Regions from separate parts of the Homo sapiens genome. Here region 2 is linked to region 1. Evidence: read pairs that join two places in POLR2A ChIA-PET (ENCODE). Cell type or tissue: GM12878. All regions are shown on one strand. Each heading gives the region's core, and the rest is flanking DNA. Links, peaks and the distances in the headings are about the cores only.

The links. ChIA-PET counts read pairs that join two places held together with the same protein. Peaks named below come from ENCODE experiments on the same cell type or tissue, not always from the same donor. Only the 100,000 strongest peaks of a DNase experiment are listed, where the experiment ranks them.
Region 2: POLR2A ChIA-PET joins it to region 1 with 5 read pairs; 2 of 35 experiments call an interaction of 5 or more read pairs at or near these places.

The regions. Positions count from the first base shown.
Region 1 is chr3:150,382,330-150,389,129 of GRCh38, forward strand. No RefSeq gene overlaps it. Among named protein-coding and RNA genes, the nearest start is that of TSC22D2, 23 kb to the right of the region's middle. RefSeq lists enhancers at 2,300-2,549, 2,922-3,091, 3,150-3,459. In GM12878, for the core only: a CTCF peak has its summit at 2,789; DNase peaks (open chromatin) are centred at 2,722, 3,252 and 4,390; H3K4me3 peaks cover 1,994 bases; H3K27ac peaks cover 3,003 bases.
Region 2 is chr3:150,443,482-150,450,281 of GRCh38, forward strand. All of the region lies in intron 1 of TSC22D2 (TSC22 domain family member 2), which reads left to right. Among named protein-coding and RNA genes, the nearest start is that of TSC22D2, 39 kb to the left of the region's middle. In GM12878, for the core only: no CTCF peak of the experiment used is centred there; no DNase peak of the experiment used is centred there.

The DNA of each region.
Region 1 (6,800 bases), core at 782-5,781:
GAGATGCCACTACCTAACCACCACAGTGACCAAAATTTTCCAGCATTTCTTTAAGTGAACATATCATCATTACAATTAAAAATACACATTTTGGCTGGGCGCGGTGGCTCACACCTGTAATCCATCATTTTGGGAGACCAAGGTAAGTGGATCACCTAAGGTCAGGAGTTCGAGACCAGCCTGGCCAACATGGTGAAAACCCATCTCTACTACAAATACAAAATATTAGTCAGGCGTGGTGGCACGCACCTGTAATCCCAGCTACTCAGGATCCTGAAGCAGGAGAATTGTTTGAACTCAGGAGGTGGAGGTTGCAGTGAGCCGAGATCACCCTATTGCTCTCCAGCCTGGGTGACAAGAGTGAAACTCCGTCTCAAAAACAAACAAACAAACAAACAAAAAAACACATATGATCGATATGCTCCTGCTGAATTTATATGAAAAGAATAAATATATATGTCTTGTCTGTCTAGGTAAAAGAAGAATATCAAGTAAACTATTACCTTCAATGGCCTTGCCTTTTTAGACTGTGCATATGAAGTGTTGACAAGAAAGTGAAACAGGTAGAACTTTTAAACATGACTGCCAAGAGTGTATAATTGGTATAGCCACTTTGGAGAACTGTTTAGCATTATCTATTAAAGCTGAACATATGCTCGCCACATAACCCAACACTCCCTTTCCTAGGAGAGAAAGGAGTGCACATATCCACTAGAAGAGATTTATAAAAATGTTAATAGCAGCACCATTTATAATGGCTTAAGATGAGAAAACAACACAAATGTCCATTAAAAATGGAATGTTTAAATAAACTGTAGTATATTCATACAATGGAATACTATACAACAACAAAAATGAGCCATAGGCTGGGCACGGTGGCTCATACCTGCAATCCCAGCACTTTGGGAGGCCAAGGCGGGTGGATCACTTGAGGCCCAGAGTTCGAGACCAACCTGGCCAACCTGGTGAAACCCCATCTCTATTAAAAATACAAAAATTAGACAGGCGTGGTGACAGGTGCCTGTAATCCCAGCTACTTTGGAGGCTGAGGCAGGAGAATCATTTGAACCCAGAAAGCAGAGGTTGCAGTGAGCCGAGATCATACCATCACATGATCTGGGCTCTGGCAACAGAGCGAGACTCTGTCTCAAAAGAAAAGAAAAGGAAAGGAAATGAGCCATATACAAAAACTGAATGGCTCTCACAAGCAAGATGGGAAGTGGCACCCCCCCAAAAAATACTACATACTACTGTATGATTCCATTTATTAAAAAGTCCAAAACCAGGGGCCGAGGGGAGAAGATCTATGCTTTAAAAGTCAGGATCATGATAACACTTTCAGCATAGTGCCTGGAAGGGGATATGAGGGAGGCTTTTGGGGTGCTGTTATGTTCTCTTTCTGGAGCGCTGTCCTAGTCTGTTGGTTACATGGGTATATTCACTTTGTGGCATTCATCAAGCTGCACACTTACAATTTGTGCATTTTCTGTATGTTATACTACAATAAAATTTATATTAAAAAATCTTTTTATACATATTTGTATAACATATTTTCTTTTTTTGTACTTTTTCTATATTTGATTTCCTTAAGTGAACATATCACCACTGTAATAATAAAAGACAAATACTGTTTTTATGCTCCTGCCAGGATTTATACAAAAAGAACAAACCAGACTTATCAACATATAGGTGGTCTTGCCTGCCTAGACAAAAGAAAAAGTTTTAAGCAATTTCCTTCAATGGTCTGGAAAATTGTGTCAAAATGTCAACCTGATATCAAATACATCTTATATGAAATAGATTATTGAGGTGCTGTGAAGTAGCCTTGGATAAATATGGTCAAGAACAAACTGCCTCTTCAATATCAGGAACTTCCTGCTTTAGAAAGTATCTGAAAAACTGCCTCAGTTTGCCTATAAATCCTAGCACAGCAATAGTTTACCTGACAATTGGACATTTTAAATACCACATCAGAAGTCCAGTGAAATGCATTTTAATAAGTCACAGGATACCCCAGCTTTCTTCTAATATAAGAAGTAAATTAAAAAAAAAAAAAGCAGCCTGGGCAACATGGGAAAACCCGGTCTTTACAAAAAATACAAAAATTAGCCGGGCATAGTGGTGTGTGCCTATAATCCCATCTACTCGAGAGGCTGAGGTGGGAGGATTGCTTGAGACTGGGAGGTCAGGGCTGCAATGAGCCATGATCGCGCCACTGCACTCCAGCCTGAACAACAGATCCAGACCCTGTCTCAGAAAAAATAACAATAAAAAAAAGAAAGAAAGAAATGAGAGTAAATGTTTTCTCATTCTGTCCTTCTCTTCTCCTTCTTTGCTTGTCTCTTCTCTCTCCCTTTTCTTTTCTTCTCTTCCTCTTTTTCTTCCCTTTCCCTATTTAATCTCAGTCATGCGATCGCCAGTGAGGCTAGAAAGTTTTAAGTTTAGTTCTCCTAGTGTTTGAAACACAAGCTGAAGTGAAGGCCCTTGTTATAACTGGGAAATTAGCCTCCAGCCTCTCTAAAATTGGAAGTGCAGAGAGAGAAGGGAAAGTGAACAAGTATCTGTTTCTTCTTCCCTCTCCCGCTCCAGCCCCTCCCCCTTAGTTCTCCAACCCGGGCCTCACTATAGGTCAAAATGAATGCAGCTGCCCAACACTGTGATGCGAGCTCGTTCACACTGACGGACACTTTTCTCATGTTCACGTGGTAGGTCACAGAGCAGTAGGGGAAAGGGAAGTGGTGATGCAGTATCTACTACCTACGCTAGGGGTAGGGGACCAGAAAGTTGCTAGGGGAAAAAAAAATATTCGAACAGTGAAATGGAGCGTGTAACAAAGTGGAGGAGAGTGACTCTTTGAACCGCTATGGTGGCAGGAAGAGCAAATCAGGTGCTGTGTTACAAAAGAACAGGGAAAAAATGTACAAGTGAGATGGTATATATCCAAGTTATTTGAAGACCCTGAAATCCTTCAAATATTAGAGATTATAGCTATGATGCTAAATGCCTTAGGGACTTTCAGAAGAGCTTGTATATTTAAAAGGGGTGCAAAACCTCGAAAATTTATAGGCATCCTAGAAAGTCCCCCAACAGAAACTCTGAAACCTGCATCGAGACTTCCCATTTTACAGTACAAGGAAGGTGGGGGTAGGGGATGGGGTGGTTTCCACCGGGCCCAGCAAAAAAAAGCAGAAAGGTCACCTCCTCCCAATCTGCAAGTATCTGAAATCCCCTCATGGAGGATTGTGACATGAGGCTGAAAGACTCAGAGCACACAGGATGAGACCTCAGGCCAGAGCCAGGTCAGCTCAGCTCGCAAAAGAAGGGTGGGAAGTTCCTACTCTGGTGCTGCTGGCACACCATCCCCCAGAATGGAGGCAGGAGTGGGAGGCAGGCTGCCTGGCAGAACTAGGTGGAGAGGGAAGAAAATGGCCTGAGAATGCTGACTAGATTTGAGTATTTGATGTCTGAAGGGGATTTGGGGTGAGGCAGGGAACAAATGACTTGAAAAGAAAACCACGAAGGCAGATGAAAGACACAAGATAGAAGAGGGGAGGCTAACTATAAGAAAGTGATTGTGGGCAGGTTGAGAGATAGCCATTGGGACAAAAGAAAGTGGTCAGTGAGGGCGAGGAAGGAAGAAATCAGCCTCAGAAGGAGCAGAATTCACACCAGTCTGAAGCCCAAATCTGAAATAGATTCACACATTATTCAAGCCCAAGAGTTGTGGTTTGGGGTGCCCTTATATGGGGCTGGGGGGAGGTGGCAGGAGGGGTTCTTTTTAAATAAATGAACCATAAATGATTCAAAAGATTTTTTTAACTTTTTATTATGAAAAATTGAGCATACAAAAAAGTAAGCAGAATATAATAATGACCTTCATGTACCCAGTACTCTGATCCAACAATTGTCTAATCCTGGTCAATCATGTCATTCAACCACAGCCATTTTCCCGCTTCTCATATTAGTTTTTTTTTTTTTTTTTTTAATTATTGTAGTAATGGCTGGGCACGGTGGCTCACACCTGTAATCCCAGTACTTTGGGAGGCTGAGGCGGGCCGATCACAAGGTCAGGAGTTTGAGACCAGCCTGGCCAACATGGTGAAACCCCATTTCTACCAAAAATACAAAATTATCTGGGTGTGGTTGTGCACACCTGTAATCCCAGTTACTCAGGAGGCTGAGGCAGCAGAATCGCTGGAACCCGGGAGGCAGAGGTTACAGTGAGCTGAGATCATGCCACTGCACTCCAGGCTGGGTGACAAGAGTGAAACTCCATCTCAGAAAAAAAAAAAAAAAAAAGTGACCACAATGTCATTATACCTCAAAAAGTCTTACCATCAGGGGATATTTTGGTGGCATTTCTACATTAAAGCCTCTCTTGTTACTGTACCCAAAAATGCTTGTGCATTTTAGAAGAATTTGGAAAGGTGAGAAGAAATTTTACTAAGAGAAGGGATCAGGAGGTAAAGCTGTATCAGGAACCCTGGGAAGGACAAAGACCTAGCAAGAAAGACTGTTCTAGGCTGGGCACGGTGGCTCACACCTGTAACCCCAACACTTTGGGGGACGAGGCAGGCGGATCACCTGAGGTCAGGAGTTCGAAACCAGCCTGACCAACATAGAGAAACCTCTACTAAAAATACAAAATTAGTTGGGCATGGTGGCGCATGCCTGTAATCCCAGCTACTCGGGAGGCTGAGGCAGGAGAATCACTTGAACCTGGGAGGCAGAGGTTGCTGTGAGCCAAGATTGCGCCATTGTACTCCAGCCTGGGCAACAAGAGCAAAACTCTGTCTCAAAAAAAAAAAAAAAAAAAAAAAAAGATTGTGTTCTGTGGTTGGTCATAGAATACAGCTGTGCAGTGGAGGACATGCGTCTTATAAAACTCCATACTTAGCTCTAGAGAAGTCTGCAGCAATCAGTAGACATCAAAAAGCCAACATTGAAACTGCTCTCATTGAAAGCAGAGAATTAGGGGATCTCTATAGCAGCAAAAATGGTGTTTTCTGTTCTGTCTCCCTTCCCCCAATCTATTGTACTAATATATTATGTGCATCATAAAATATTTAAAAAACGTATCATTAAAGGATGTGATTAAAAAATAAACTTCTTATATTTTTCTCACACTCTAATACATCATCTTGCACCCCTCACTTTGGACACCACAGAGCTTGATTGTCACTGTTACCCCAAGTGTAATCTTTAAGTGGGTGATAGAGAAATCAGGTTTGGCAGGTTGAAAAAGAGCCTAGGGACACCTATGCAAAGGACAGTAGAGGCCAGTGGTCTCAACTCTACTGTACATTAAAGTCGGCCTGGGAGGTTCTGAGAAATGTGAACACTCAGGTCCCACCCCATATGAATCAAATTAGTAATTCAGAAGGTGAAATCTGTGTGGCTTGGTTTTTTTGTTTTGTTTTTTTTTGAGACGGAGTTTCAATCTTGTTGCCCAAGCTGGAGTGCAATGGCGCGATCTTGGCTCACTGCAACCTCTGCCTCCCCAGTTCAAGTGATTCTCCTGCCTCACTCAGCCTCCCGAGTAGCTGGGATACAGGCGCGTGCCACCATGCCCGGCTAATTTTTTTTGTATTTTTAGTAGAAACGGGGTTTCACAATGTTAGCCAGGCTGGTCTCGAATTCCTGACCTCAAGTGATCTGCCTGCCTTGGCCTCCCAAAGTGCTGGAATTATAGGCGTGAAGTTCTGTGCATTTTTAAAAAGTTCCTCCAGTGATTCTTACAGGCAGGGTTGAAAACCCACTGGTGTAGGTGTTTAAAAAAATAGTTGCTTAACGTGAGGATATTAGTTCTGATTTTAAAACATTTTATTCTGCCATTTTCTCATCTAGGAGTGGGACAATGTTTCGCAGGGAAGTGAGAGGAAAAGGAGGGTAGAAAAACTTTAAAGTAGAAATTAGACCTAATAAAAGAATAGTGAAGTTCTCTCGAAAAAGGGTGGTTTTCATTTCTATATTCCAGGTTCTAATTTACTACATCTTAAACTGATCCAAAATTTTGACAGACCTTATTTTCATTCAACCAAAGGCACTTACCCTATTAGATTATTAAAATTATCTAATGACTATTTCATATTGCGATCATGGTTATTTCATATGTCAAAATAATTAATCCCGGCTACTTACATGTTTTCTTTTTAATCAAGTTTATCTCTCAGTTGGGAAAAGAAACAAATCTGATCTTAAAAAGATACAAAGACATTTTCTATCTCTGAGGAACTGACTTCATCAAATTATCCTGGAGGGAAAAGCAAGTACAAAAATATGAACTATAGGCAGCTGGAAAGCAAAATTCTCCACAGTGAATGACACACCAAATCCTGCAGGGAAATATGCACCACAATACTTTGTTTCCTGTGGCTTCCTGCCTGAGGAACACTGAAGAACAGTAAAAATTATTCCAGAAATGATTTCCTCAGCTGTCTCATGGATGAATTTAGCACAGGTATTTGGTCAAAATGTTAAATCACTGTCAAATCCAAACGTGTATATTTATATTTTATATATGTAATCACAGGTTCCTAAAAATGAAGGTTAAAAGAAACTTGAACTGGATTCCATTTTATCACACGCCTGGAATGCTGAAAATGCTGTGGCAAAGTCATCCATTCATTCATCTAAGTGAAAAGCCTATAAAATCATAGGCATCTTCAGCCATATCCTTAAATTTCACCATTTTACGTTTCACCAAAGTTATATTGGCATTATCTTTTGTGCTGGAAACAAAGTTAATTGTCTTCTGCAGGATACTTAAAATAAAATGGGCAATCTCAGTTTATTTTATG
Region 2 (6,800 bases), core at 527-5,526, 61 kb after region 1:
AAGGACGTTTCTCTACTTATTGATTCTAGTGATGATACAAGGACTTCATGGGAAACCTTTATATGTGACCTGATCCTCAATGTAAAAAGAGTGAAATAAATGTGAATGACTTCAGACTCCTGGATCTAGTTTACATATAACTTGCACTTATTCATGAGTCATGCTTAAAGGCATGGTAGTTTGAATTGTCTTTTTTATCTGACCAAAAGCATTTAGGATTTTTAATTCACCCTTTAGACTTAATTTTGATTCAGTAGAGAGTGAGATTAGTCAGCTGAGAGAACACATAGATACTTATGAGGCATGATTATACAATCAAGCTTTTCACCAGATTTACAAATGGTTTCTCCTTAAATCCATGATTCTAATGTAAAAAAGTCTCTGTCAAGGTTTTTATCTTAAGATCATTAAGTTTTTAACATCCACTTTATTATCCATGAAGTCTTCTATGATTTAGTCATCACCATGATCAGTATATGGAGTTACCAAGTTTCACTGGCCATGGCAGCAGTAACCTGGAAATTCATAGAGCCTAGCCCTTTTCTGTTACTCAAACTTGAACCCGTTTTTCTATTTACATCAGTTGCCTATATTACATAGAAACTGGCGCACTTTCCTTCTTTCTCAGTAGGTAACAACCAGATGCAAGGAACATCAAAAACCTACCTTTATTGGGGAGAAAAAAATTCTCGAGGTCTGCCCATATTTTACTGTGTTCCAGCGATACCCTTAATTAGTTTCTAATAGTTTAAATAGTTGGTTAATTTCTTAGATCTTTGTCCTGGCATGATGAGCTCAATATAACATCTGTTTATACCAAACTTATAAAATATAATTAGATAATATATTGTAAGTTGTATTCTGTCTTTTTCTTCAAGTAATATGTTTACTATCAATTATATGCAGAGTAGTGTTGTAATAAGTAGACCCTGGAGATGGACAGTTTCTGCTTTTAAGGTTTAATTCAAGAGAAAGGAACATTTGATAAAGACAAAAAAATTATGGACGAATCAGAGAAGTGGAGCCTGTTGGCAAGAAAGGAAGAAGGCTAAGGAAAATGTAGGTGGAGCATTCCATCTCAAGTGACAGTCTTATCTCTGGAATCTAAATCGATTTAACAAATTTCAGGTCATGATGTAAGTGTAGAATTCATCATAAAAGATTTCACACAAACTATTGTAAAATTCTGTCATTCACCATGTCTAAATTATTAGAATTATTACCTAAAAGAATTCAAGGACATGAATCTAGACTGAAATGATAAAAACTTAGATGTTAAACTTTTTGTCTCTGAAAATGTGCCTACTTGAGTGCAGTTTTGCTTGAGTGAAAAAAACCTAATGACCCTTTAGATTTTATAGTAGTGCTATTTTTTACTTTATGTCAGAATCCCTTTGAATAAGGTAATTCTAAAGCAGTGATTCTCAGCTAGGGTAATAATTTGTTTAAAAGCAAACAACACGTTATACCACTTTTCTTATTTGCTTTTAGTAATATTTATTGTTGAATTTTCATATAACACTACTAAAGGAAGACCTGGGATATTTTTAAATACTCTTTTTGGAAATTTTTATTTGAATTAAATTAGTTATATTTCAGTGGGCTTTGGAAAAATTTCCCACAGTAAGTTAAGATTATTTTACTCTAAATAATGAAACATCGAGATCCCAAAGAAGATCCGTAAGAATGTTATTAATGTCCAGTCCACGGGAATCCTGTGTTTAATATGCCTTGTACAGGAGAATCGCTTGAACCCAGGAGGCGGAGGTTGCACTGAGCAGAGATCGCGCCATTGCACTCCAGCCTGGGTGACAAGAGCAAGACTCTGTCTCAAAAATAATAATAATAATAATAATAATAATAATAATAATAATAATAAGCCTTGTAAATGTAAATCTCAAGTCAAACAATTTTTATTAACATATACTTTGTGGCTGCATTAAATCTTTAACATTTAATTGAATACAAAAAATCAATTAAGGAATAACTAGGATTTTATTTTGGGTGAAACATAAATATAAAACCTGTTTCTTAATACTAATCATAATTGATTTTTATTCATGTTTCACTGCCTTGGGAGATTAACTCTTATTTAATTTTCCCAAGATACACTGGGAAAGTAGACCTTATAAAGTGTCAAAGTCCAAATTGATCCAAATGATAAAAGGAACTAATTGGGTTGTTGTGTGTACTGTTGTAAACAGTCTCACATAATCCTTATAGCCGTCCTTTAAGATATGTACAACTGTATCCCATTTTATAGTTGAGGAAACTAGTTTCAGTATGTTAACTTGCTAGGATCACCCCACTAGTAAGTGGTTGGAGTTTGGATTAAAAGTCAGCTAGCCTCACGCCTGTAATTCCAGCACTTTGGGAGGCCGAGACAGGTGGATGACAAGGTCAGGAGTTCGAGACCAGCCTGGCCAACACAGTGAAACCCCATTTCTACTAAAAATACAAAAAGTAGCTGGGCATGGTGGTGCACACCTGTAGTCCCAGCTACTCGGGAGGCTGAGGCAGGAGAATCGCTTGAACCTGGGAGGTGGAGGTTGTGGTGAGCTGAGATTGTGCCACTGCACTCCAGCCTGGGCAACAGATCGAGACTCCATCTCAAAAAAAAAAAAAAAAAAAAATCAGCTAGTCTAATTCTAAAGTCTATGCTTTTAAGCCATTTTATTATTCTGTGTGAATTCAACTTTTTGCTTAGACAACTGCTGAGTGAGAAACTGTCTTACCCCTCAGAATGTCTGACCCCAGAATGAAGTGGAGAAGAAAAAATACTTTAGACAAGAGATAATAAACTGAAACGTAGACAACTTTAATTCTTCAGGGCCTGTATTTAGAGTGTTGCCTTTATATTTGTTGAAAGTGAAAAATGTAATCCTTGGCTGGGTACGGTGGCACACGCCTATAATCCCAACATTTTGGGAGGCCAAGGCAGGAGGATCACTTGAGCCCAGGAGTTTGAAACCAGCATGGGCAACAGAGTGAGATCTGTCTTTACAAACAAGTCAAAACATTTTTAAAAAGAAAGATGTAATTCTTTGCTCAAACCCAAGCCACTATAATTTTAAAAAACATTCCAAATGGAAAACATTCATTGATTTATTAAAAATAAAGACTAGGCTTTCCCCCCACCCCCAATATGATATATTCTGTTCATTTCATTAAGGAATGATGGCCATGCTTGTGCTCTCCCTTTAGTCTAAATCAGAATCAAGCAACTGTCTCTTTAAAAACCCCATGATATTCTTCTGAGTTTAGCCCTATTTTGAAACGGTCCCTTGACAACCTTTATTTATTACTGTACTTGGACTTTAGGAGACAGATTAGGAAGGAGACTTGGTAGCAAAGAAAAATTAGTTAATAACTTTGGAGCAAATTCTAGTCACGAAATCCCAGTGACTAGCCTAATATAATTTTACTTTGTCAAATATATTGTTCATAGAATTATGCTTTTTCTAGAAAGCTATTTTAACTAACATTTCTGCACTTTCAAGAAATAGGCATAAAGAAAAGAAATAGGCAAAATGAAAAGATGAGCAAAAATTATGTGCTTTTCACTGGTATTTGGCTTTTGGTATATACATATACCAAAGGGGATAGTCTCATTTTTACTTTAGTCAGGCCTCACTGTAGAAATGGGATTGAGAAGATATTTAAACAAGGCGTCTAAACAAGAATGACTTTAATAAAAAGAAATAATATGTTGAATGCTTGAGAAAGAGGAGGCAAATGTGAGGCCATTAGATGAAAAGAATAAGTAGCATTCCTAAGAATAGTTTCTTCCCAAGCCCATCTTTTTCCATGACTCTTTACATGTTAGTGTTCTCCAGTGTTTTGGCCCCACTTGTCTTTTCATTGTTTATGCAAGTTTGTTTTCTCCTATGGTTTGAGTCGCCTACTGCATTCTTACAACTTTCAAATCTAGACTTCTAGGCCAGAGATTACTCTGGAGTTCTCAATACCTATATCCAGCAGCCTTCTCTCTATATTTCTCCAACAGGATTCTACATTTCCATGTCTCCAAATTCAGTAGTCCCAAGTGAAACTTAAATTTCTTTTCTCGTCTTTATTTGCAGTGCTTTATTTGCACCACCTACTCCCCACCCCACTTCATCCCCCCACCAAATCTAGCCACCTTTCTGTGATACACCAGCCAACTCCTAGTTGCTCCAAGAATAAAGCCCCAGGCATCCTTAGCATTTTCTTTGTCACAGATAGTCTCTTTTCCTTATCATCTCACTGATCTCTCAAGATTCTGTATGCTTCAATTGAAACTTGAAATATGTTCTAATCCCTCTCACCCTGTTTTTCCTCTGAGGTACCAGTGTACATCTAAGTCTAGGTAACTGTCAGTCTTACACTATTTTTCCAGTCACCAAGAAATAATTTAAAGTAGCAGGTATTATAGTGTCGAGTTTTTAATTTGGGCTTACATCCCTTGGTATGTATTATTCACTCCTCAATAATGTGCTGTCATCAGATTAGGTAGTTGCTGCTATGTAAACAGTAAAATGAAATCTCTTTCAAGAGAGCCTGCTCTAAATGTTAAGTACTTCAATATCAAGGAAAATGCCACCCTCCTCATACCCCTTTCTCCTGTCCTTTCTTAGGTCTTACTCAGAGGAAGGAAATAATCTTTTCAACCTGTTAAACTTTGCCTATTGTTAGTCTATTAAGAAATAATGATTTCATCTAATAAGAAATAATGCTACGTAGGATGACTGCTTCCTGTAATCCTAGCTACTCAGGAGGCCAAGGTGGGAGGATTGCTTTAGCCTAGGAGTTAGAGACCAACCTGGGCAACAGGGTGAGGCCCTGTTGCTAACAACAAATTTTAAAAATCAGCTGGGAATGGTGGTGCACACCTGTAGTTCCAGCTGCTTGGGTGACTGCGACTGAAGCAGGAGGATTGCTTGAGCCCAGGAGTTTGAGGCTGCAGTGAACCATGATCATGCCACTGCACTCCAGCCTGGGCATCACAAGACCCCATCTCTATAAAAACAACAACTAGCTAGCACACAAAGTCAAGTATCTTAAATAAATGTAATTCCATATTATTATAACATTTAAGTATTAACTTGAAATAGGATATTAATTAAACTTTGTTTGGAATATTTGGACTGTAATAGTGAAATTGCTGTGCAAATTTTACTTTTGTATCAGTCTTCAATTTCTCCAGACTAAATTCTTATCTCTTCCATTTTGAATGTTTTAATAGATTTTTAGTTCAGCTAGTTTTAAAACGAAGTTTCTTTAAAATGGCTCTACAAGAAAAAAGTAATTTTATCAGAATTTTACTACCAAATATTAAAATGATCCCCCCAAAATATCATAACTTGGAAATGTGAAAGAGATCTGGAAAAAGAAGATAATGTTAATTTTAATCTTGTATATATATATATATATATAATTAGGGGATAAATTTTTAATGTAACATTTTTATTGTGTAAGTTTACATGACTTTTTGTATTATAGATCTTTACCACAAATTTTTACCATTTGCTTACCAGATTTACTTTGAATAAACAGAAATCGCTGTACTGGGAGCTATAAACATAATTTACATCACATTCTCAGATGGTTATAATTCACTCTAAACCAAGAAACAGGATTTTTACAAATCACAAATATCACTTATGTTGATCATTGTTTTGTTTGTTGAATATAGTACCTTATCTTGCAGAATGAAATAGTTGCTAGAGAAAATAGAGTTGGCACCTCTTCCCTCCTTTCTCCCTTTCCTATTTTCTGTCATTGCTTTTCCTGTCTGCCATTTGTTCATGTCTGGAGTTTACACTGTAAAAGATAACTCCTTCATGAGTCATTTTCATTTTGGAACATGTTTTTCATTGTTCTTCAAAATGTAGTAGAAGTACTCTTGCTTCTATCTCTGTCCTGCATCTGCCTGCCTTCCCAAACAGCCACTTTCTTAATGTGTGTATATCCTTCTTTATGTGTATATAAGCAAATCAATGTATATTATCTTCTTTAATGTAAATTATAATGTATTGTGCACACATCTGTACCTTTACTTTTAAAGATCTCCAGAATACATTGTTCCCATCTCAGTACTAGAAAAGTATCTTTGTGGTTTTTTAATAGATGCATACTATTTAATTGAATGGATGGCTACACCATGATTCATTTAACCAGAAGCATTGCTGTTATAAACAGTGTTGTAATGAGTAGCCTTGTTAACATTATTTGCTATGTATATAAAATATCTAGAGGATAAATTCCAAGATGAATGATTGCTGGCTCAGAGAGTGAATAATTAAGGGGAGGTCGGGAGAGGAGAGAAAAGGAGAGAAATCTGTTTTGGAAAATAGTATTACATTATAGTTTTAATTTGTATTTTTATTTTATGATTCAGATGTTGAGTATTTTTTCATGTCTTTCTTGTTAATGTTCAGTGTGAATTCTCCCCATTTTTCTATTGGGCATCTGGTCTTAACAGATTTTAGGAAAATTTATTAGAGACTTTTTAACTTTAAAAAAAAATTAGACATGCAGTTACATAGTCCTTTCCCACCAAAGTATTAAAGAAATTCTAATTAAATGTGTTTATTTAAAGTTCTTAGTACAGATGATAAGACTGACTCTAGACAAAGGGGGTCTAAGGTAGGAGATGGACTTCATATAGATTGCATGCTCTTTAATCTACGCTTTACTGGCTAGCCATTTGACTGAAATTAACAAGATAAATATAAAATATGCTGAGGGCATTGGTGAACAAGGTTTTTGTAGAAGATGCTGACAATAAATATCAATATATAAATATTTAACTGAGTTTT